Linked DNA regions of Homo sapiens: region 1 is linked to region 2. Evidence: chromatin loops called from intact Hi-C (ENCODE). Cell type or tissue: gastrocnemius medialis. All regions are shown on one strand. Links, peaks and the distances in the headings refer to the core of each region. The heading gives the core; the rest is flanking DNA. Region 1 overlaps AFG2A (AAA ATPase AFG2A). Region 2 overlaps AFG2A (AAA ATPase AFG2A).

Region 1 (12,660 bases), core at 3,820-8,819, 58 kb before region 2:
TGGAGGACAGAAACACAAGGAATAGACATATAGACATATTCCTTGTGTTTCTGAGAAGATGGGGAGAGGACATGAGAGACAGAAGGAAGGCCAGTGTGTTTAATGGGTCAAAGGGCAGCAACAGTGGTAGCAGCCAAAGCACTTACTTGTGCTCTGGCTATGTAAATAGTCAAGGTATGTTTGCTGAACTGAATAGTTACTTAACTACAACTACCTTTTCAAAAAGATGCATGCTATGTTCATCTTCCCCAGATTTGGCCAATCTATAGTATTTTTAGTTACTTATGTTTCATATGATCTAGATAAGCAGTCCCCAACCTTTTTAGCACCAGGGACTGGTTTCGTGGAAGACAATCTTTCCATGGACAGGGGGCGGAGGAGTGCGGGTGGTTTCAGGATGAATCCGTTCCATCTCAGATCATCAGGCATTAGACTCTCATAAGGAGTGCACAACCTGGATCCCTCACATGCACAGTTCACAATAGGGTTCCCACACCTATGAGAATCTAATGCCGCCGCTGATCTGACAGGAGGTGGAGCTCAGGTGGTAATGCTCACTTGCCCACTGCTCACCTCCTACCGTGTGGCCTGGTTCCTGACATGCTACGGACCAGTACCGGTGCATGGCCTGGGGGTGGTGGGAACCCCTGATCCAGATGTTGTCAGGTCTTCTTAAGTTCTTAGAATGAAGAGAAAGTAAATAACTAAAATTGTTTAATACTGTGATGTATGTTCATCTCAAGCTATGTTTTCAGTTTGGAGCACTACTCTGCATTTAGTTCTTTCTGTAGAACTAATTTCTAACATAAATTAGAAATTCTAGCAAGAATACAGCTATGCTTTTGTTATTTTTGAGAGATGCTTTCTTCGGTATCAAAATGTATCCCACAGGAACAGGAGCTTCTTTGTTGTATTGTCATAGAAAAAAACTGCACTGGAATGGAGCACAACTTCAGAAAATTTACAAACAGTGCAGTAACATATAGTCACGTGTTGCTCAACAACAGGGATATGTTCTGAGAAGTGCATTGTTAGGTGCTTTCACTGTTGTGTAGACAGACTGTCCTTACACAAATCTAGATGGTAATAGCCCATTCCACACTAGGCTATAGGGTCTATTCTATTGCTCCTACACTACACACCTGTACAGCATGTTACTGAATACTGTAGGCAGGCAACTGTAACACAATGTAAGTATTTGTGTATCTAAACATAGAAAAGGTACAGCAAAAATATAATATTGTAATCTTATGGGACCACCATTATGTATCTGGTCCATTGTTGACTGAAATGTTATTATGTGGTGCATGACTGTATATTATTTTGGAGAATTAGAATGGAATCTTTGCTAAAAAAAGAAAATTATGCAAATGGCGATTTATTGTCTCACTTGATGAAACTAACCTAAGATTACGGGATTTTCCTTTCTGTGTTAAGCTTTGGAAAAATGAGGTCTTTTCAGATAAATCTGTCAACATATCTCTCTATTTAGGAATGAATACTACAGAAACTGAGGGAAAAAACCCTTCAATTTAAACTAGGACCTTTCTCATTACTAGCTATAAAGTTTATAGGAAAACCTAATGAGATAAGTATGTGTGTGTTTGTGTGTTTGTGTGTGTGTGTGTATCTACACTGAACCCAGGGACCACCACAAAGCTCATCACTCTGCTGGCATCACATTCAAAATGCAGATGGAGCTGGGTGTAGTGGTGTGGGCCTGTAGTCATGCTACTTAGGAGGCTGAGATGGGAGGATCATCTGAACCCAGGAGTTCAAGGCCACGCTGGGCAACACTGCAAGACTCTGTCTCTAAAAAACAAAAAGCAAAAGTAGATAAAGTCTGGAACAGTTTCAGTGATGGGGGAATTCAGCTGAATTGTTCCTATGAGGCCATAAAGAACTCTGCTGAGTAGATGTATAGGTGAATAGACAAGTTTGAATCACAGACTGTCTGGAATGTTAAACTAACCCATTTAGAGAGAAAACCTGGGTCGCTCAAGCTCCTTAACTTCTTTGGCAAAAAGGATTTTGGAAGCTTTCCCCTAATCCCTTCACCATCTTGTCCTCTTCCCCCATAGGCTGCAGACTACATCATAGAAATGAATTACTAGCCAACTACCAGCAAGATTGCTTTTGCTATTAGGCTGTAAAAACAAAAACGTTTTGGCCAGCTCTATAAATCTGAGTATTTCATCTTATTCAGTTTTGACTAAAAAATGGATACCTGACCAGCCTGGCCAACAGGGTGAAACCCCGTTTCTACTAAAAATACAAAAAATTAGCCGGGTGTGGTGGTGCATGTCTGTAATCCCAGCTACTTGGGAGGCTGAGGCAGGAGAATCACTTGAACCCGGGAGGCAGAGGTTGCAGTGAGCCAAGATCGTGACATTGCACTCTGGCTTGGGCAACAAGAGTGAAGCCCCATCTCAGAAAAAAAAAAGAAAAAAAAATTGATATCCAAGCTTTAGAATATATATATATATACAGCTTTTTGCAAAGGTAAAACATTATCTGTTTGTGAAAATGAGAAAATAAGACAAAAAAATAGCAGAGTGGGCCCAAGATCTCACTGTCAGAGCTAGACGAAGACATGCCTTTGTTTCAGTGGCTATGACACTAATTTATTTGGTGCCAACATGTCACAAATTTTCTTTCCATTTGTTCAGCAGTAATAATAGATCTGACGATCGAATATCTGACAAAAACATAAAACAACAAAGGCAGGATCTCACAATGTGAAGGATTTAGGCATATTTGAAATGAATTCCTAGGACGTAGGAAAAGATTTTTAACAAAAATGTTTAGAAATCCTCACAGACACTGAATAAAATAGTAATTAGTTTCAAATGTGGGGAAAAAAGCAATGAAAGCAAAGGGACATGTGAGTATAAAGTTTCATGCTATGCTAGCTCTCTGAAAAAGCAGTTCCTTTATAACAACAATATAGCAATAACTGGATTACGCGAGACAGCTCCACTTGTGAGCAGTGTGGGGAAGCAACTCCGCGGGATGAGAAGGCTCTTGACCATTGAACCTTGGGAAATCTAATTACCTCACTTTTAAATGCAAAAGGGCAAAAGAGGCAATTGTGCAGAATTCTGAATGCCATGAAGAATAAGAACAATGTCTTACTTCACTGTGGAAAAAAATGAAACCTCTTATACATTGCCTACGGTTCTTTCCCCCAATTCATGAGACAAGAAGAGTTTAAACAGGTGGCTCAGCTTAGCAAAACAGAAACAGGCGTATTGTGAAAATTAAAACCAACATGGTTTCTAAGCAAGCAGTAATAATTTAAAAAAATGACGTGATAAAAAGTAACAGTCAAGGCAAAGACTGTTTACCAAAAACTAATCAACAGGAAGGAAAAGCTGAAAACGTTGGGCCCTATTCTGGGTATTCATTCCCGCTGTGCTTTAACTCTTCCCATGTTCTTTTCAGTTTCACAGTAGTACTAGGGGCTTTTCTGGTGCGTTGACAGATTAGAAACCCAATTGTAAATTTAAGCAGTTGCTTCCATTTCCAGATAAGACCTGGGTAGCGTCAGCATGTCCTCGCTATTGGCTGTAAACAGGTTACAATAATGACAACAGGCAAACATACCCATGAGAGTGGCACACAGGCGTGGGAAGAAGGGATGCTGCTGTAAGTGCGCCTGAGGAGTAGGGGAACCAAGAACCGCTCCCTTCCAATAGGGATGCCGAAATTCTAACTTGACCTTCCCCACTACATTCTTAACTGCCTCTCAGAGATTATCGATATCCTCAAAGAAAGGTGGAAGGGTAACAAAGGTCCGAAGGTGACTTAAACAACTACCTAATTTCTGCTTGGATCCTGTCATCCCCTCCCCACACTTCTGGCAGGCACAGGGAACACTTGGATCTGTGGAGAAAATGAAGCCAGCACTTTAAAATGTGTCAGAAGATGAAAAGTAGTTCCTGATAGCTGAATTCATTCACCTAGTTTAACCAGCATGTGGCAGGGCTGCTTAAAAGTTCATAGGAAAACTACAACTGCATCCTAGAGATTGTAATTTAAGAGTACACACAAGGTCATGGCTATGCAGCAATTTCTTGTGTGAGTGAGTGAACTGCACAGTTCAGGCTACAGTATCAGACGCGACCAAGCTGGAGGAGGGAGACACCCCTCACGTCCTTTTTCTGCAGCTGCACACTGAATCCACGTATTGGCAGAGATGCTGTCTCTGCGCTCGGTCACGGCAGCCTGGCTGCTGCCCCCGCTGTTCTGCATGAAGCAAGCACGCCTTCCACTGAGGCCGAAATGTGCTTCTCAGCTTCTTTGTATTTGAAGGGTACTAAATAGCTTTAAAGAATCTACCAAAAGAAATGGGCTGCAGTGCTTCAAAAAGTCTTAGGTATTTTCAAGAAAGTGGTTTTGTTAAAAGCATCTTCTGTCTGGAACACCTGTGACCTGTTGAGCTTAATTGGGCTGCAGCTGGCGATGATTGTGGTGCAGCCGCTGGAGGGCCCAGGCGCTGACATTGTGTTGCCTCTGCTCACCCGCCCCCTCGCTTTTCTTTTCACTTTCACAGCCTTGCGACCTCCTTCCTCTGTGTGTCTGAGGGATTAGGAACCCAGTAGAGAGTGATGTCCTGCTGTTTGCGAACACATGCACTGGAGGTGCTTCAAGGAGGAGGCTACCTGGGAGATTATGTGCTCATGTGGATGCAGGGGGAGGGCCCTTTACCCAGGCCCATTGAGACCTGATGAAAGGTGCTTGAATGGCCAGGCATGAAAGATGTGACTGAAGGGAGCACAGCAGGCTCCTGGCTGCAGAGCAGCAGATGGAAGTCAGACTATCACAGGCACAAACAGCAAGGGGTGCCCCAAACTGCCAAGAAAGCAGCTCAGGGAGTAAAATGGCATTGGAGAAGGGAATTCAGAGGTAAAGCAAGCAGCACTTATTTTTAAAATGCCACTTCACTGAAAACCATTTAAGCGGTGAGTAGAGTAGTATTTCAGAGGACAGATTTCAGATTTAAGGAATTACCTAACTTTTGCTCTTGGGCTAAATTCCCTTGAATCGTCTGCAAAATAGGCTTCATGATAATTAATCCATCTGGGATTATGTTAAAGTCATACAATCTAGGATGCCATACATAAGAAAATAAAAATTTCTGTAAAGACACACTCAAAGCTTAATGACATTAGAGAAGGGGAACACACTTGGTTGCTTAATTTTGCTGATTCAAAGTTGTTTTTGTTTGTTTGTTTTTGTTGAAGACAGGGTTGCTCTCTGTCACCTAGGCTGGAATGAAGTAGTTTGAACATGGGTCACTGCAGTCTTGACCTCCTGGGCTCAAGTGATCCTCCAGCCTCAGCCTCCCAAGTAGCTAAGACTACAGGTGTATGCCACCACGCCTGGCTTTTTTATGTTTTATAGAGATGAAGTCTTACCATGTTGTCCAGGCTGGTCTCTAACTCCTGGCCTCAAGTGGTCCTCCCCAGCTGGCCTCCCAAGTGTTGGGACTATAGGCGTGAGCCACCATGCCCGGCCTTAACGTTATCTTGAGGTCTTTGAAATATATAGCTAAAGTATATATTCAGTGTATAACCTTTCATTATAAACTTGCATGGTGAAGCCTAGTTTTTCCTTTTTAAAATTGTATTTACTTATTTGTTTTAGGAGACGGGGTCTTGCAATGTTGCCCAGGCTGGTCTTGAACTCCTGGGCTGGAGCAATCCTCTTGCTTCAGCCTTCCAAATAGTTTTTGTTTTTTAAAAATTTATAAAATTGATTATTCCACAGAGCTTTGGGGGCAGAAAAAATCTTGAGCTTTTATTTCATTGTTCTAGCATTTGCATCTATGGGGATTTTAAATGTTTCTAACTTTAATTGAATAATAATATGATAAAACAGAGTATTTTTAGTTTTAAAAATAACATACCAGTTGGTAAGGGAATGGAGAGAACAGGAACCACTGGGTAGGGAAGGAGAGGGATAAGAGAGCAAACAGATGTTGGGAGCCCCTTATTCTTTCATTTATTCAAGAAATCTTTATTGATCACCTACAAGGAAGCAGACACTGGGGAATACAACAGTAAAAAAACAGTCTTGCTTTCATGGAACAAGGTGTGCAAAAGCACTGGCTCATCTACCTAATCTTCAAGGTTCAGTGCAAATGTTTCCATTGAGGAGGCATTCCTAGAGGTGACCTCACTACCTCCTCATGCCTGCTTGTTTTAGGATCAGTTTTATAGTCCCATAGGTGCCTGTACTTTCCTGCCATATCGCAAATGTCAAGATATAGAGATATTTGTGTTAAATGTCTATCTCCCTTCCTAGCACAGAAATTCCATAAAGGCCCTGCAGCCTTGGTCCTGCTCTGCTTCCCAGACATACCCAGACAAGCCAGGTTAGCACATGGCTTGACCTACCGATCAACTCCAAAAAAAAAAAGGTCTCCTGCTAAGGTCATCTTTGAACAAAGATATAAACTAGTTTTTGCCTTAGAAAAAAAAAATACACACGCATATACACAGACACAGAGGCAGCTCCTGCTGGGACAATTATAGTCAAGATAATTGTCTACTATGGACTAAAAAGGCAAAAACGTATCAGGCACAGTAAGTCATCCTATGTTGAGGTTTGTATTTGTGGGTCCTTGTGGGGCTGATATCCAAGCTATAGCCAGAAAGCTGACAGCTCTGGAAGAGGCACCACACTTTGGGTAAAAGCACTCATGTAATGGGAGAGCTTGAGGTTGGTCCTGGGCAAAGAGGAGAGGAGGACAGGGGATGTCCTTGGGAGAAGAAAGCAAGCAAAGTTCCTGAAAAACTTCAAGACTCCTCCCCAAGTCTAGAGTGTCTCAACCTCCTTGCTGGTGCTCTGGGAGCTTGGGAGGAAGCGGCTCGGGGGATGGTGTGGGCAAGTGTGTTAAACTGGTTTTAATATTCCCCATGTTTCCTCATCTGTCAGACTTCTTTACTGCCAGCCCTCACATTTTGCCCCATTGACACACACATAAAGCTGCCTCCTGTGAAACTCTGTAGTTTCACCTGGGTAGTCTAGTTTGGGACTCTGGTCTCTCTGAGCACTTGTGTGGCATATTTGGTGGGGGTGGGTTGTTAGAGTCTTCTCTTTATACCCAGTCTTAATCTGTAATGCGTGTCTTTCACTACTTTCCCATTCTCCAATCTGGTGTAGGCTGGCCTGAGCTAATCAGCAGATTTGCTTGGCATCCCTAAATGATTTTACATTTAAAGAAGATGACATGGTGTTAATGGCTATCTGTGTTAAACAGGGGGAAAAAATGACTTGACAATCTGTAGCTAGCTAAGGGGCAGATGAAGATAGGTCCTTGTGAGTAACCAATAAGTATACCATTAGCACATAACATAGAGTGAGAAGAAAATAGGATTATTTATATTACACTTATTTTATGCATGTCATACTCATTGACAGTGGTATGCTTTTTGGAAGAAAGTTCTTTTTTTTCCCATCTAGCATATAAATAAATAAGGATGTAAATGAGGTGAAATCACATCATCCCAATTACATAAGATATTCTGAAAATACCCAGTATACACTCATGTATCTTTTTTATTTTTATATTTTTAAGGTGGTCTCTGCTTCCTCTGACTTGTAATACTTATGTTGTTTATAAGCCATTTATTTAGAAGCTCACATTATATTATTTTGTTTTAATTTCAAATAATAAAGCAATCTTTGTTACATGAACTAGATACTATTTCAATTGGTATTTCACTAATTTTGTGTGTTTGTTGGCCACATAGTAAAGATTCTTAACTGAGAGTCTATGGATATCTAGATGGATCTAAGAATACATTGAAACTTATGAAAACATACACCCATGTATACATATTATATATTTTTCTATAGCGAAGGTTCAAAACTTTCATTATAGTCTAAAAAGGATCCAAAACCAAAAAGGGGTTAGGAATCACTGCTCTATAGTAACTATATTTCAAATCTTCTTAAATCCTCTGAATGCTTCATAATAACACCTGCTTTCCCCCTTTCCAGATGACTTAGGCCAGAATACAGTTTGGCTGGAATTATCACAGTTGGGGAGTACAGAAAATACAAAATGGAGCTAATCATGCTAGAGGTGAGTGGGTTTTATTTTGTTAGATCCTTCTTTTGTACCCTAGAAAATTTCAACAGCTGCTCCTAAGTATAACTAAATGCTTGTTTAGATCTTTATCGACATGAAGAGAAACCTAAACACCTGTGTCTTATTTTCATCTACTAAAAAAAAAAAAAACAAAAAAAACATAGGATAATACAACTGAAAATTTAAGCACACTAGTTAAGGAATGCAAAATCCAAGTTCCCAAGATAAGATTAGACTTTACAAGTGGCATGTATTAACTATGTGTAATTTCATTTAAACTGTGAGTGAATTTAAATGCATACAGGTGTTGATGTTTGATAACAACACTATATACTGGGTATTTAGAAACTGAAGGAGTTGTTTCCTTATCTGCAAAATTATATGGGCTGTTGTCTTGTAAGGAGTGAGGTACACTCTGAACTCTATTTCCTGCAGGTCCACTAAAAAGGAAGCAAAGAAAGGGCAATCTCTGATTTTACTGATCTGAAAGCCAATAGCGAGATCCAGCTGTTGCATTTTAACAACAAAAAATTATATATGTGAGGTAACGGAAGGAAATAACACATACGTGTAAAAGCCACATAGGCCAAATTTTCATTATAGTTATTCTTTGTTCAGGCCAAGGTGGAGAATAAAGATGATTTAGGTTTTGAAAACCTTAACCAAAATACCCATGCATTTTTTTCCTCTTCTGATCATTGTCTATTATTTAATGTACTATCAAACTTAAACATTCTTTCTTAACTATTATTACCTAAACTCCCTTGCAAGAATGCTAATAAGAGAATAAGGTTTGTGTCGAATTCAGCAATGAGAAAAGCCAGAAAGTCTCCTAAAGAAAGATTTAAAACTATATGCTTGTTAAGCCTACACTAAAAATTATGAGAAAGGCTGTAATAAATAGCAGGCCACAGATATGCAAAGAGTTGTAGAAAAAGAAGGGTGGATGAAACTACTTGTTTTTCATGAATAAATCATGTTTTAAAATTTCATTTAAAAGGTGTAATTAAATTATCACTTGATAAGGTTGTTTTGGTATTAGAAATGCAGCAGTTGGTATACTTGAAGAATTAATGGTGAATTTTTAAAGGATAGATTATTCATCTAGTTTTTAAAATCTGAAGACCTAAAGTTGAGTAAATTTGAGTATGTACATTTAGTAAATTTTAGGACTGTACTCATATACTTTACATCACCATTTTAACTAAGTGAACTTTCTTCAGATTTCCAACCATCAAACAAACAAACAAAGTATCATTGGAAAGAGACCAGCAGACATTTGTAACTGAGCAGAAATTTTTCAGAGATGTGAGTCAACTGGACACAAGGGGATTATGATACAATGGAAACTATTTTGCAATCTTAGTCAATGTACTCTCTACTATGAATGATAATACATACACATGAAAGCACCCTATAATGTTGTAAAGAGGAGATAATTGAAACAAGTGCCAAGAATTTCCTCTTTAGGCTGTACTTTTTCATTTGGAGATCTAATCACTAAACTTTAGACAAGCTACACCTTGGTAGCAAGCATCTCCATTTTAGCATGCTGGCAACTAACTGGAAATGAAACCAGACCAGTTTTGACACAGTGTATTCAAGATATCTTTTGTACACATTTTAAGTTACACTGAAGAATGTGAGAGCCAGTAGAAATTCTTAATTACTTCACAAGTCTGTCCTACTTCCCACCAACTCTCTTCTCTTTGAAATAAATATATGTGTATCTACATGCATGCGTGCACAGACACACACACACACACACACACACACACACACACATTGGCAGATGCATATAAATTCACAAGATGTGGTGTAAGTTTAAGCATTATACTAAAATGTGATGTACATGTTGCCATCAGTAGTTCCAAGGCCTACCACTTGTGAGTCTTTTAAAATTAACTGGGCTGTTATGATCCTATCACTCTGGCAGCAACCTGGCATAGCTGTGCCTTTAACAAAATAATTCTGTAATAAAACGAGATTTTACATGCTGAAACAAAATATTTTAAAACATCTTGCTGCTGATTGCTCATTTTAATAATATTTGTGGAATTTAAACCCCCCACACACATCAACAAATGTTCCAATGGAAGATTACATTAAGTTTTGGGTTAACTTCAGAATTATTAATTTTTTATATCAATCTTTTAATGAACACTCTTGATTTGTTTTCTTTAAGAAAAATCCCAAGTCCTGAAAAGACTTTAAGGCTATGTACCTTTACATGCTGTAATAAACATGACCAGGGTAACTTTAAGCAAAGGGGACTCATGAGTGGTTTTCACACTATCTGTGAATGTCTCTGAGCAAGGTAGACTAAATTCTGTCTCAGCTACTCCTATTTCTCCAAATATGTGAAATCAGTTGTGACATCTGCTGTATATTAGGGCTGAACTGCTAGGGATGGAAAGCCAATTTGAATCCAAAAGGAGGAATTTATTGTAATGATATTATTGGGTCGAACTGAACTTAAAGAAAGCAGTGTGGCTGGGCCTCAGCGGACCAGCTGGAAGCAGGGCCTGGGATGCCATCGGGATTCCGTCTCGATGAAGAGAGTTTTTGTCTCTGCTTCTCTCCGTACTTTGGCTTCACATGACCAGGAACAGTTGCTGTGTTTTACATCTCACAGCTTCACCCACCAGAAAGCCCTCATTTTCTCAATTCCAGTAATCAAAACCCTACAGAAAGTCTCTGATTGGCTCAGTCTAGTTGTCACTATGATGAGGACAAACTGAATTAGGTCACTTCCTATGCACCAAATCAAGTGTGTGTGTGTGTGTGTGTATGTGTATGCACGCATGCATGTGTGTGTGTGTTTTCACACTGTGACAACAGAGCAACTCTGTAGTTTTCTAGGGGGAGGAAGTGAAGATCCTTAGGAGGGCTGGATAGGTAATCTGAGTCAGGCCGATTGTTGGTTGGTGGAGGAAATGAGAGAGAGGATGTAAAAACTGCCCTCTATCCTTTTCTATGTATATGTAAATTTGTGGTGCTTATACACTGCTTCCTCTCTTCTTTCTGTCTTGGCAACACAATGCCTCAAAATGTACTATTGCAAAGGTGCCATTTTGGAATTCCTGCTCAGTGGTGCATGCTTCCAAAAAACGGTGTTCAGCGTGCTGCAATGGGGCTGCTTGTTTCTAGTTGCCATTTTCTTTTTTCTTTTCTTTTTTTTTTTGAGATGGAGTCTCACTCTGTCCCCCAGGCTGGAGTGCAGTGGCACAATCTCGGCTCACTGCAAGCTCCGCCTCTGGGGTTCACACCATTCTCCTGCCTCAGCCTCTGGAGTAGCTGGGACTACAGGCGCCCGCCACCACATCTGGCTAATTTTTTGTATTTTTAGTAGAGATAGGCTTTCACCGTTAGCCAGGATGGTCTCGATCTCCTGACCTTGTGATCTGCCAGCCTCGGCCTCCCAAAGTGCTGGGATCACAGGCATGAGCCACCACACCCGGCCTCTAGTTGCCATTTCCTTAGACCTTGCTGTTCATTAGTAGTCTAGGTAACATTTTGGGCTATACAACTGATTTCTAGGCCACAGATATCATCCAAAATAGGATAAAGTTGAAAAGCCTCAAGGGCCACCAATGAACTTCTTTGAAAATGATTATGAAATTTGTAGGAACAATTAGGCCATTATTTTTGAATGATGATTCCAGTATGGATTATGGTCAAAGTTAGAAAATGCTATCTTTGTGTTAAATCTATTGGCAAAGAAAGAAGTCTAAATGAAAATCAGAAGAGAAAGCAAACAAAAACAACTTTTTTTGTGGGTAGGGGAGGGGTCATGAATGGCTAATAGATTACAAAACTCCAATCTGGGGCGGTTCAGTTTGGAAGTTTATGGAAATGTTATTTGAAGATAGTCCCTACAGTCAATTAAAATTGTGCGTATAACTGGAAATATGTGTTGGAGGGGAAGAATGAGGTACACAGCATTTCAAGCCTAGAGAACTTTGACTTCATGCTATAATTCTGAGTAGCTAAAAAATGATTTGAAGTATCTTTCACAACAGCTCCACCCCACTTTGTAAACTTGCTCAATTCTTTCTCCTTAGAAAATAGGAGAAAGGGGAGACAGAGGAGATTGTGAACACTTAGGGAAAAGATAATGCTATTTGTTTTCTTCTTAATATTTTTTAACGATAGAAAATTCAAACACATACAACAGTACAGAGAACAGTATACAGTGAAATCACTCGCCTGCTACCCAGCTTTAACAATGACCAACTCATGACCAATTTTGTTGCATCTACACTGTAATCCTATCTCCAACACTGCACTGAATTTTTTGAAGCAAATCTCAGAATCACAATATTTAACCCATAAATATTTTAGTGTATTTCTAAAGATATACTGTAACACTTTTATGCCACATTAAAATTAGCTACATTTCCTTAACATTATCAGTATTTAGTTAGTGTTCACATTTACCAGTCAGTATATTTCACAGATGGTTGGTTTGAATTGGGATCAGAATAGGTGTGACACATTACATTTAGTTACTATATCTCATATCTAAGGGATTTCTCTTTCTCTTTTCCCTTAAAATT
Region 2 (12,660 bases), core at 3,293-8,292:
AGCCCCCAGTTCTAGGACCCCCTGCCATTCTTATATAACAAAATATCCACAGCTTACACTGCATAGTCATTACTGTAAACATGTTAGTTTATTATGAAACCAATATCCTTCTTTTCTTCTGACCTTTATATCAAGGACTCAAAACATCTGGTATTTCACATGAAGGAGTCTTAACTATCAAACCTTATACCACAATTATAAGGCTGCCTTTTCTTTTTTATAAATTCTGAAATTCAACACTTATAGTTTCATGTTCTATCAAATGCTCAAATCTAATTTCATTAACATAGAAATACTTGTTCAGACAAAAGTATTAAAATAGACACCTTGAAAAATCAGGTCCCATTGGCTCCCATTCATTTAAAATAATCAACAAGGGTGTGTATGTGTATATAGGGAGTGCCTTCCTCTAGGAAAGGAAAGCAGCACTGAGCCTTTATACTTTAATAAAAACATATCAATGAATCATGATTCATGGAGAGAATAGTTCCAGAAACCAGGGAGAAAGGTGGATCTTTGGTAACGGCTCTGAATTATCTCAAAGAAACCTTGGATTTATTCTAGGTATCTATTTCTTCCTCTAAATCCAACTAATGCATAGACCTGGCTAACACTACTTAAATCTCTCTTAAACCTGTCACTTCTACCCATTCTTCTTTATTGTGTATTTGTGTGTTTGTTTACTGTCTGTCTTTCCCAACAGATTGTAGACTGTATGTAATGGCAGGAATCATATTCATTTTATTCAACACTGTAAGCTCAGCTATGGCACATATAAGGCACCCAATAAATGTTTACTCAGTGATATCAAGCCAACACAATCATTTGTCTAGAATATCATAACTGCTGTGCTAGTTGTTTTTCTGCCTGCAGTCTTATTCTTTCCTTCTTTTTCCTTGCTTTATCTACATCATGGCTAATGTGATCATTTTAACTGCAAATACCTTAACTTCCTATTTTCTAATCATTTAATTGCACATCAAAGAAAAAAGTCCAAGTTCAAGTATAGCATTTCTCACCCTGTGAGAAAAGAAAAGGAGCTGTAGATAAGATAGGAGTTACACTAAAATCATAGAAACTTGAAATGCTATACTTGAACTTGGACTTGCTTAGGAGCACCTAAACACCCAGTTAGTAAAACTCACCACGCTGCTTTCTGCCTCCCTGTTTTCGCACATATTTCTCCCTCTGCTCAGAATGACATTTTATCTCTTTGTCTATCAGGGAAGCTCCACTTCTTGTTCAAGTCTCAGCTTAAAAGTCTTCTCTTTTATTGAAACTTCTATGACTCTTCCAAGTACATAAATGAATTTTAAACTTGTAATTTGGCATACAAGGTTAAAAGTGAGGGCAAAAGAATCAGCTTAGCTGGAGGAAAATTCTAGCTCAAAAACTTATTAGCTGTGTGTTTGGACAAATCAGCAGGTGTTTTTATATCTATATTGATATAATGTGCTTAGCTCAGTGTTTGGCATATGGCATGTATGCTTCAGTAAGTATTAAATGCTATTATAGTGATTACTCTTCTTGTATAATTATCCTCAGTACTTGATTATGAGATCCTTGAACATAGGCAATGTTAGCAATCTCTGAATTCCTAATATATGGCAGATGTTAATGTTCTTTGAATAAATGGAACAATGAGCTACGAGGTTAGAATAATAGATTGAAAAGTCAAGTCAAAATACAGATTCTTGATTTTTATTTCTAAATCTCAATATTTAAAAAGAATTGATATTCAGCAATTCTCTACTTGCCCCCTTCTCTCCCTGCTTCTTACCATAGCCTCTGAAATGCTCAATTCATAACCCTTTCCTAATAGATAGAAGAAACATGCTTGTCTGCACAGAAACCTGATAGAGGGATCAGCTCTTACAGAGGCCCAGAACATTCCTGTATATATTAAATCTTTCCATGTGTGGGTTCACATTACTCAGCCAAGAGATGTACAAAGCTAACTTTTGAAAATGTTGCTGTATCTTTGACTTTAGCTGCTGTCTTTTAAAGCTTGAAATTCTCAATGTTCCAGGAATACGATTTCATAATATCTCTTATGCAATTTAGTAATTTTTAAAAGTGTAATTACACTGGGAGAAGAATGACTTTAGAGACTAATAAAATAAGCAGTAGTATGTAAAATCCATGAGAGCCTATGCAAGGAGCAGTCTGCATTATATTATTTGCTAATTAAGCTTTTGGGACATTGAAAAAGAATGTAAACTACTTCAGTCTGGGTAAGCATCTGCTGAACAGGCATCAGAAAACAAAAACAGATTTTATATAAAATTTGAATAAAAAAGTCTTAACTACCCACAAGATACTTTAAAAGTAACTAAAAAGACACCTACTAGACAATTTTTTTTTTGTGTGCAAAGCACTGTGAGGAAAATACAGAAGCATATGACTTGGTCCTTACCTTTAAGAACACTAAAAAGTAGAGAAAGATCAACACGCAAACAACTAACTGCAGCAAGCTTTGATCAACAGGCTAAGACACTAGTAGAAAATGATAAAATACACAATAATTACCAAATTAAGTAAGAATTTAAGGATGAGGTAAGTCAAATTATACTTGATTCATGCTGATACTAAAAGCCAATCATTTAATGAGATAAAACCAGAAACATTTACCTAACCCATACATAAAACTTTTTTGGAAAAGCAGAAATAGTTATGAGAGGAATGTGTTAGAGATCAAAATCAATCAGGCTAGGCACAGTGGCACACACACAACTGTAATCCCAGCACTTTGGGAGGCTAAGGCAGGCAGATCGCTTGAGCTCAGGCATTTGAGACCAGCCTAGGCAACATGGCGCAACCCCATCTCTACAAAACAAACAAACAAACAAACAAACATAAAAATTAGCCGGGTGTGGTGGTACACACACCTGTAGTCCCAGCTGAGGTGGGAGGATCACTTGAGCCCAGGAGGTTGAGGCCTAGGGAGGCATCCACCACTGCACTCCAGCCTAAGTGACAGGGTGAGACCCTGTCTCAAAACAAAAGATCAATTACCCTTAAAATAAGCAATAGGCTCTGTTAAACAAAGGAAACCAATTTTCATAATTTTTCTCTTAGAACTTTGGGCTTAGTAAACCTTTTCACAAGAAGTATTTTGAGATCTTTTAACTTTAGAATATAGCTAAGTGGGTAGTAATGATATATATATTTATGTTAGTATTAGTAGTAGTGATACACACACACACACACACACGCACGCAAGTAAGCACACACACCCTTTACATAAGTAACCCATTTGAGATGTGTATTTATGAAACCATGGGCAATATAATTTACGGGGGAAAGAAACTGTTTCCAAAAAGCCAAGGAAGGGAGATTTTTATTTGTATTTTTAAAAACAAAATCATTATTGGTACAGTAGGTGTAACCTTAAAATTAAGTTATTACAAATGGGTCAGAAAATGGAAAGAGAATTTCTAAGAGTCAAAATTAATTGATTTAAGATAAGGCTTTAATTGGAAACAAAGAGCTTCACATATTCTTAAAAAAATTCCAGAAACATTTCCCAAATCCAAATGAGCCGGGCTTTAAATGACAAGGAGGGGAAATTTACCAGATTGAGAAACTGTGAAAAGGCAGAATGAATATTATAAGCAAAGAAGAAAAGCAGTGCACAAACCATTCCTGGGAGGCGAAAAGGTTTACTGTGGTCACATGTAGGGCAGACTTTCCCAGTGGTTGTACTGGGAATGGATTAGAGGGTATGCTTAAGATATTGTTTCCTTCAGATCTCAGAAGGGCCAGAAAGCTCAGAGAAGCCAGAGACTTCAGGCAGTCAGACAGTGGTATCATCTGGTTATTATTCCATGTGTGACATGTCATGAAAAATTTTGGGAAGCACTGGTAGAGGATGCTTAGAAACATGGGGACATGAAGGTAGATTGAGAAAAAAAATCCACAGGTATAATTACATTACATATGGTATGTAATGCCAAGGAGTTTGGTCCTTATCTCACAGTCCGTAGCAAATTGCAGGTTTTTAATGAGGAAAGAGACAGGCTTGATTTTCTGTTGAAGAAAGTAAATGATTCTGGCAGCAGTGTGGAAGAAGCACAGGAACGAAGTGCAACTTCCAGTTAGGCAACTAATACAATTTCGAGGCCCTAAATTAGAACATGAATAATAGCAGAGGCAGTGAACCTGAACAGGACAATTTAAGAGATGTCTTTGAAGTATAACTGCACAATGTTTTCAACTTATTATTAGACACTTTCCCCTTTTGACAATGCCACTCCATTGTGCAAAGGGAGATAAAGATAAAAAAGCATTTATTTTAAATAGATTCGTAATTATTCTGCAAAGAGAACAATATCTGCTAAATTAAAACCTGGATCTTAACAATGTTCCATGACTTGACTTTTCAACTGGTGGACATGCTTTTTAAACAATAATTCAATTTGCATTAAAACTATTTAAGATAATCACTTCCCCATAAAGCTGAAAAAGTTGTGGGAGTCTTTAGTGCTTAGCTAGGCTTCACAGAGCAGTTCAGTCCCACAGATATTTGCTGAGTATCTACTATGTGTCAGGCATAGGATTAGGTACTAGGGTTATAAAGTTCTTTGTTCTTTAAAAAATAATTCATTTGAAACAGATTTCTGTATGTCAACATGTTAGCGTATATTTGTATTAAAACAAATAAATCAATCAGTCTTTAGGCTATCTGTCTAATGTTGGGCTTGCTCAGTTCTGCAAAAACCTGTAGCACTGTGCAAGAAAAGACTTGATGCATTTGACAGCAGGTGTTCAGGAAAAATGCACCACAGTAAATAGCAGCAATTGATGATGAGCACAAAATGAAGAGAACAGAAGAAAAAAAAATTTAGCATGCACACACATACACATACTTAAGTTATTTTATTAGCATATTTTCTTTGTCCATTTCTATTAAAGAGTCATTTTACAAGTCAAAACAGTATGTATCCAGCACTAATCCAAATTCTTCCTCTTGTAAAAAGTGAATCTGCTTTTTAAAAAACTATAGGGGCAAAGTGAAAACAATGCAAACTAACATTTCCTATGTCTCTATAAAATTCACTCTTTAAAAAGGGTCTCCATAAGATAGAATAGGAGTGAAGAACTTCCTTAGATATTTACATATTTTAAGATATTTAAAAATATATAAACCCATGGGTTCTTAATGGGGGTAAGGGAGTAGTGGCAGTGGGGACAAATGGCCTGTCCTCTGCTTCTTTTCCCAGCATCGTCTCCTGTTATTTGACCCCTCCAGGCCCTTTACTTTCTACCAATACTGAACTCCTTGTACTTCCCCTAAAATTGCTATGAGCATATTCTTCACACCTCTCTAATTTATAAATAGTGATCTCTTTATCTGAACAGTCCTGTCTACTCCCAGGCCATGTACTCCAGGAAAATCCTAGTTATTCTTTCAAATCATTTCTATACAAAGAAACTGTCATTTTCTTCTCTATATTACTCCTAAACATTGTTCACATTTCTTTTGCACATATCACACAACAGTTGTTTATATTTTCTAATGCCCCTGCTGAACCATAAGATATTCAAAGGACATATATTTTTTCCCAATTTAAAAGAAATCACAATGTAAGGTGATCTGCCTACAGACACCTACTAGGTATACAGAAGCATGCAGACAAGAAATATATAAGACAGCAGGTGGTACCAAAAACATGTTGCTCAGAATATGTTTCTGGATAACTAAGGTTTTTAACTCATTACATATAAACGATTTTTAAAAACCTAAAATGAAAGTCTTCTGATATATACTACAAAGAATGGATGATATGGTAAATGTAAACAAACAAAGGTTTTGTTGACTCAAAGTCTTCTTTTCCCTCTCCATCATTCTTAAACAATATTCTGTGCTAAAGTTATTAGATGGTGAGGATACAGATGCCGTAGGACAGATTTATACAATGTAACTTGAACGGGCACCACAGGACTGATGGGTTGCACAGTGGTGACGCCGAGTGGTGATGCAGAGCTGTGGATACTGCCTGCCTGCACTTGCAGAGGTCATCAATGTTTCCACATCCTCTGAGAGGAACAGCGTGTTTCTGTCTCTCACCCCAAAGAGACATTGTTTCTGTTTTCTATTCCTGCCACTCCTCAATTTTTTTTAAGGTACAAAATACCAAGATACAGAAGCTATTTCTTATCAGTCCCACCAGAGTGCAGCAGGGCTGTTTTATCCTTTTCTTTGCCTTGCGTTTTCTTTCTCCCAGGCTGGTCCCAGCCCATTTCTGAGTTCCGTCAGTCCTGCTTTGGCTGTTCAGTGCACCTTTCTTTTTCCTTGTCTCTGGTACCTTGTCTGATAATACAAGACATTACAAAATAATGTCTTTTTTTTTAATCTTACCTATTCATAGTTCAAAATTCTGGCTCTATTACTTACTGAGTTTTATTTATTTATTTGAGATGGGGTCTTGCTCTGTTGCCCATGCTGGACTGCAGTAGCGCGATCATGGCTCACTACAGACTTGACCTCCAGGGTCCAAGCGGTCCTCCCACCTCAGCCTCCCGAATAGGTGGGACCACAGGTGTGTGCTACCACATCTGGCTAACATTTAAATTTTATTTTTTTGGACAGACGGGTCTCCCTACGGTGCCCAGGCTGGTCTAAACTCCGGACTCAAGTGATCCTCCTGCTCAGATTACAGGTGTGAACCACCACACCTGGTTGTAACTGAATTTTTTTTTTAATTACAGGGTACATGTGCACAACGTGCAGGTTTATTACATAGGTATACATGAGCCATGTTGGTTTGCTTCCCCCATTAACTCATCATTTACATTAGGTATGTCTCCTAATGCTATCCCTCCCCCAGCCCCCCACCACCTGACAGGCCCCAGTGTGTGATGTTCCCTGCCCTGCGTCCAAGTGTTCTCATTGTTCAATTCCCACCTATGAGTGAGAACATGTGGTGTTTGGTTTTCTGTCCTTCTGATAGTTTGCTGAGAATGATGGTTCCCAGCTTCATCCATGTCCCAACAAAGGACATGAACTCATCCTTTTTTATGGCTGCATAGTATTCCATGGTGTATCTGTGCCACATTTTCTTAATCTAGTCTATCACTGATGGAAATTTGGGTTGGTTCCAAGTCTTTACTATCGTGAATAGTGCTGCAATAAACATACGTGTGCATGTGTCTTTATAGCAGCATGATTTATAATCCTTTGGGTATATACCCAGTAATGGGATGGCTGGGTCAAATGGTATTTCTAGTTCTAGATCCTTGAGGAATCACCACACTGTCTTCCACAATGATTGAACTAATTTACACTCCCACCAACAGTGTAAAGGCGTTCCTACTTCTCCACATCCTCTCCAGCATCTGTTGTTTCCCAACTTTTTAATGATCACCATTCTAACTGGTGTGAGATGGTATCTCATTGTGGTTTTGATTTGCATTTCTCTGATGGCCAGTGATGATGAGCATTTTTTCATGTGTCTGTTGGCTGCATAAATGTCTTCTTTTGAGGGATGTCTATTCATACCTTTTGCCCACTTTTTGATGGGGTTGTTTTTTTTCTTGTAAATTTGTTTGAGTTCATTGTAGATTCTGGATATTAGCCCTTTGTCAGATGGGTAGATTGCAAAAATTTTCTCCCCTTCTGTAGGTTGCCTATTCACTCTGATGGTAGTTTCTTTCGCTGTGCAGAAGCTCTTTAGATTAATTAGATCCCATTTGTCAATTTTGGCTTTTGTTGCCATTTCTTTCGGTGTTTCAGTCATGAAGTCCTTGACTAGGCCTATGTCCTGAATGGTACTGCCTACGTTTTCTTCTAGGGTTTTTATGGTTTTAGGTCTTACATTTAAGTCTTTAATACATCTTGAATTAATTTTTGTATAAGGTGTAAGGAAGGGATCCAGTTTCAGCTTTCTGCATATGGCTAGCCAGTTTTCCCAGCACCATGTATTAAATAGGGAATCCTTTCCCCACTTCTTGTTTTTGTCAGGTTTGTCAAAGATCAGATGGTTGTAGATGCATGGTGTTATTTCTGAGGCCTCTGTTCTCTACATATCTGTTTTGGTACCAGTACCATACTGTTTTGGTTACTATAGCCTTGTAGTATACTTTGAAGTCAGGTAGTGTGATGCCTCCAGCTTTGTTGTTTTTGCTTAGTACTGTCTTGGCTATGCGGGCTCCTTTTTGGTTTCATATGAATTTTAAAGTAGTTTTTTCCAATTCTGTGAAGAAAATCATTGGTAGCTTGATGGAGATAGCATTGAATCTGTACATTACCTTGGGCAGTATGGATATTTTCACAATATTGATTCTTCCCATCTTCCATTTGTTTGTGTCCTCTTTTATTTTGTTGAGCAGTGGCTTGTAGTTCTCCTTGAAGAGGTCCTTCCCATCCCTTGTAAGTTGGATTCCTAGGTATCTTATTTTCTTTGTAGCAATTGTGAATGGGAGTTCACTCACAATTTGGCTGTTTGTCTGTTATTGGTGTATAGGAATGCTTGTGATTTTTGCACATTGATTTTGTATCCTGAGACTTTGCTGAAGTTGCTTATCAGCATAAGGAGATTTTGGGCTGAGACGATGGGGTTTTTAAATATACAATCATGTCATCTGCAGACAGGGACAATTTGACTTCCGCTTTTCTAAATTGAATAACCTTTGTTTCTTTCTCTTGCCTGACTGCCCAGGCTAGAACTTCTAACACTATGTTGAGTAGGAGTGGTGAGAGAGGGCATCCTTGTCTTCTGCCGGTTTTCAAAGGGAACGCTTCCAGTTTTTGCCCATTCAGTATGATATTGGCTGTGGGTTTGTCATAAATAGCTCTTATTATTTTGAGATATTTCCATCAATACCTAGTTTATTGAGAGTTTTTAGCATGAACGGCTGTTGAATTTTTTCGAAGGCCTTTTCTGCATCTATTGAGATAATCATGTGGTTTTTGTCATTGGTTCTGTTTATGTGATGGATTACATTTATTGATTTGCGTATGTTGAAACAGCCTTGCATCCCAGGGATGAAGCTGACTTGATCATAGTGGATAAGCTTTTGGATGTGCTGCTGGATTCGGTTTGCCAGTATTTTATTGAGGATTCTCGCATCGATGTTCATCAGGGATATTGGTCTAAAATTCTCTTTTTTTGTTTTGTCTCTGCCAGGCTTTGGTATTAGGATGATGCTGGCCTCATAAAATGAGTTAGGGAGGATTCCTTCTTGTTCTATTGATTGGAATAGTTTCAGAAGGAATGGTAACAGCTCCTCTTTGTACCTATGGTAGAATTTGGCTGTGAATCTGTCTGGTCCTGGACTTTTTTGGTTGGTAGGCTATTAATTATTGCCTCAATTTCAGAACCTGTTATTGGTCTATTCAGAGATTCAACTTCTTCCTGGTTTAGTCTTGGGAGGGTGTATATGTCCAGGAATTTATCCATTTCTTCTAGATTTTCTAGTTTATTTGAGTAAAGGTGTTTATAGTATTCTCTGATGGTAGTTTGTATTTCTGTGGGATCGGTGGTGATATCCCCTTTATCATTTTTTATTGCGTCTATTTCATTCTTCTCCCTTTTCTTCTTTATTAGTCTTGCTAGCAGTCTATCAATTTTGTTGATCTTTTCAAAAAACCAGCTCCTGGATTCATTGATTTTTTGAAGGGTTTTTTGTGTGTGTCTATCTCCTTCAGTTCTGCTCTGATCTTAGTTATTTCTTGCCTTCTGCTAGCTTTTGTATGTTTCCTCTTTCTTCTCTAGTTCTTTTAATTGTGATGTCAGGGTGTCAATTTTAGATCTTTCCTGCTTTCTCTTGTGGGCATTTAGTGCTATAAATTTCCCTCTACACACTGCTTTAAATGTGTCCCAGAGATTCTGGTACGTTGTGTCTTTGTTCTCACTGGTTTCAAACAACATCCTTATTTCTGCCTTATTTTGTTATTTACTCAGTAGTCATTCAGGGGCAGGCTGTTCTGTTCAGTTTCCATGTAGTTGTGCGGTTTTGAGTGAGTTTCTTAATCCTGAGTTCTAATTTCATTGCACTGTGGTCAGAGAGACAGTTTGTTGTGATTCCTGTTTTTACATTTGCTGAGGAGTGCTTTACTTCCAATTATGTGGTCGATTTTAGAGTAATTGCGACGTGGTGCTGAGAAGAATGTATATTCTGTTGATTTGGGGTGGAGAGTTCTGTAGATATCTATTAAGTCTGCTTGGTGCAGAGCTGAGTTCAAGTCCTGGATATCCTTGTTAAACTTCTGTCACGTTGATCTAATATTGACAGTGGTGTGTTAAAGTCTCCCAGATTGCTTTATGAATCTGGGTGCTCCTGTATTGGGTGCATATATATTTAGGATAGTTAGCTCTTCTTGTTGAATTGATCCCTTTACCATTATGTAATGACCTTCTTTGTTTCTTTTGATCTTTGTTGGTTTAAAGCCTGCTTTATCAGAGACTAGGATTGCAACCTATGATTTTTCTTGCTTTCCTTTTGCTTGTGAGATCTTCCTCCATTCCTTTATTTTGAGCCTGTATGTGTCTCTGTACATGAGATGGGTCTCCTGAATACAGCACACTGATGGGTCTTGACTCTATCCAATTTGCCAGTCTGTGTCTTTTAATTGGAGCATTTAGCCCATTTACATTTAAGGTTAGTATTGTTATGTGTGAATTTAATCCTGTCATTATGATGTTAGATGGGTATTTTGCCTGTTAATTGATGCAGTTTCTTCAAAGCATCGATGGTCTTTACAATTTGGCATGTTTTTGCAGTGGCTGGTACTGGTTGTTCCTTTCCTTGTTTAGTGCTTCCTTCAGGAGCTCTTGTAAGGCAGGCCTGGTGGTGACAAAATCTCTCAGCATTTGCTTGTCTGTAATGGATTTTATTTATCCTTCACTTATGAAGCTTAGTTTGGCTGGATATCAAATTCTGGGTTGAAAATTCTTTTAAGAATGTTGAATCTTGACCCCCACTCTCTTCTGGCTTGTATGATTTCTGCCCGAGAGAGCCGCTGTTAGTCTGATGGGCTTCCGTTAGTGGGTAATCTGACCTTTCTCTCAGGCTACCCTTAACATTTTTTCCTTCATTTCAACCTTGGTGAATCTGAGAATTATGTGTCTTGGGGTTGCTCTTCTTGAGGAGTATCTTTGTGGTGTTCTCTGTATTTCCTGAATTTGAATGTTGGCCTGCCTTGCTATGTTGGGGAAGTTCTCCTGGATAATATCCTGAAGAGTGTTTTCTAACTTGGTTCCATTCTCCCCGTGACTTTCAGGTACACCAATCAAATGTAGATTTGGTCTTTTCACATAGTCCCATATTTCTTGGAGGCTTTGTTCTTTTTACTCTTTTTTCTCTAAACTTCTCTTCTCGCTTCATTTCTTTCATTTGATCTTCAATCACTGATATCCTTTCTTCCACTTGATTGAATTGGCTACTGAAGTTTGTGCATGTGTCACGAAGTTCTCATACCATGGTTTTCAGCTCCATCAGGTCATTTAAGGTCTTCTCTACACTGTTTATTCTAGTTAGCCATTTGTCTCACCTTTTTTCAAGGTTTTTAGCTTCCTCGCAATGGGTTAGAACACGCTTCTTTAGCTTGGAGAAGTTTGTTATTATTGACCTTCTGAATCCCACTTCTGTCAGCTCGTCAAAGTCATTCTCCATCCAGCTTTGTTCTGTTGCTGGCAAGGAGCTGTGATCCTTTGGAGGAGAAGAGGCGCTCTGGTTTTTAGAATTTTCAGCTTTTCTGTTCTGGTTTCTCCCCATCTTTGTGGTTTTATCTACCTTTGGTCTTTGATGTTGGTGACCTACAGATGGGGTTTTTGTGTGGAAGTCCTTTCTGTTGATGTTGATGCTATTCCTTTTGGTTTGTTAGTTTTTCTTCTAACAGTCAGGTCCCTAAGCAACAGGTCTGTTGGAGTTTGCTGGAGGTCCACTCCAGACCCTGTTTGCCTGGGTATCACCAGCGGAGGCTGCCGAGCAGCAAATATTACTGCCTGATCCTTCCTCTGGAAACTTCATCGCAGAGGGAAACCCGCCTGTATGAGGTGTCTGTCAGCCCCTACTGGGAGATGTCTCCCAGTTAGGCTACATGGGGGTCAGGGACCCACTTGAGGAGGCAGTCTGTCCGTTCTCAGAGCTCAAATGCCGTGCTGGGAGAACCACTGCTGTCTTCAGAGCTGTCACACAGGGACGTTTAAGTCTGCAGAAGTTACTGCTGCCTTTTGTTCAGCTATGCCCTGTCTACAGAGGTACAGTTCATGGAGGCAGTAGGCCTTCCTGAGCTGCAGTGGGCTCCACCCAGTTTGAGCTTCCTGGCCACTTTGTTTACCTACTTAAGCTTCAGCAATGGCGGATGCCCCTCCCCCTGCCAGGCTGCAGCCTCGCAGGTCGATCTCAAACTGCTGCACTAGCAGCAAGCAAGGCTCCGTGGGTGTTGGATCTGCCAAGCCAGGCACGGGAGAGAATCTCCTTGTCTGCCAGTTGTTAAGACCATGGGAAAAGCGCAGTATTTGGGCAGGAGTGTAGCGATATTCCAGGTACTGTCTGTCATGGCTTCCCTTGGCTAGGAGAGGGAAATCCCACAACCCCTTCCAGTTCCTGGGTGAGGCAATGCCCCACCCTATTTCAGTTCACTCTCCGTGGGCTGCACCCACTGTCCAACCAGTCCCAATGAGATGAACTAGTCACCCCAGTTGGAAACGCAGA

Evidence for each region. Peaks named below come from ENCODE experiments on the same cell type or tissue, not always from the same donor. Only the 100,000 strongest peaks of a DNase experiment are listed, where the experiment ranks them.
Region 1: a loop joins it to region 2, with 2.8 times the contacts of the local background. A loop is called at or near these places in 2 of 110 quality-filtered maps.

Annotation. Positions count from the first base shown.
Region 1 is chr4:123,296,344-123,309,003 of GRCh38, reverse strand. All of the region lies in intron 15 of AFG2A (AAA ATPase AFG2A), which reads right to left. Among named protein-coding and RNA genes, the nearest start is that of SPRY1, 94 kb to the left of the region's middle. In gastrocnemius medialis, for the core only: no CTCF peak of the experiment used is centred there; no DNase peak of the experiment used is centred there.
Region 2 is chr4:123,237,779-123,250,438 of GRCh38, reverse strand. All of the region lies in intron 14 of AFG2A (AAA ATPase AFG2A), which reads right to left. Among named protein-coding and RNA genes, the nearest start is that of SPRY1, 150 kb to the left of the region's middle. In gastrocnemius medialis, for the core only: no CTCF peak of the experiment used is centred there; a DNase peak (open chromatin) is centred at 5,978.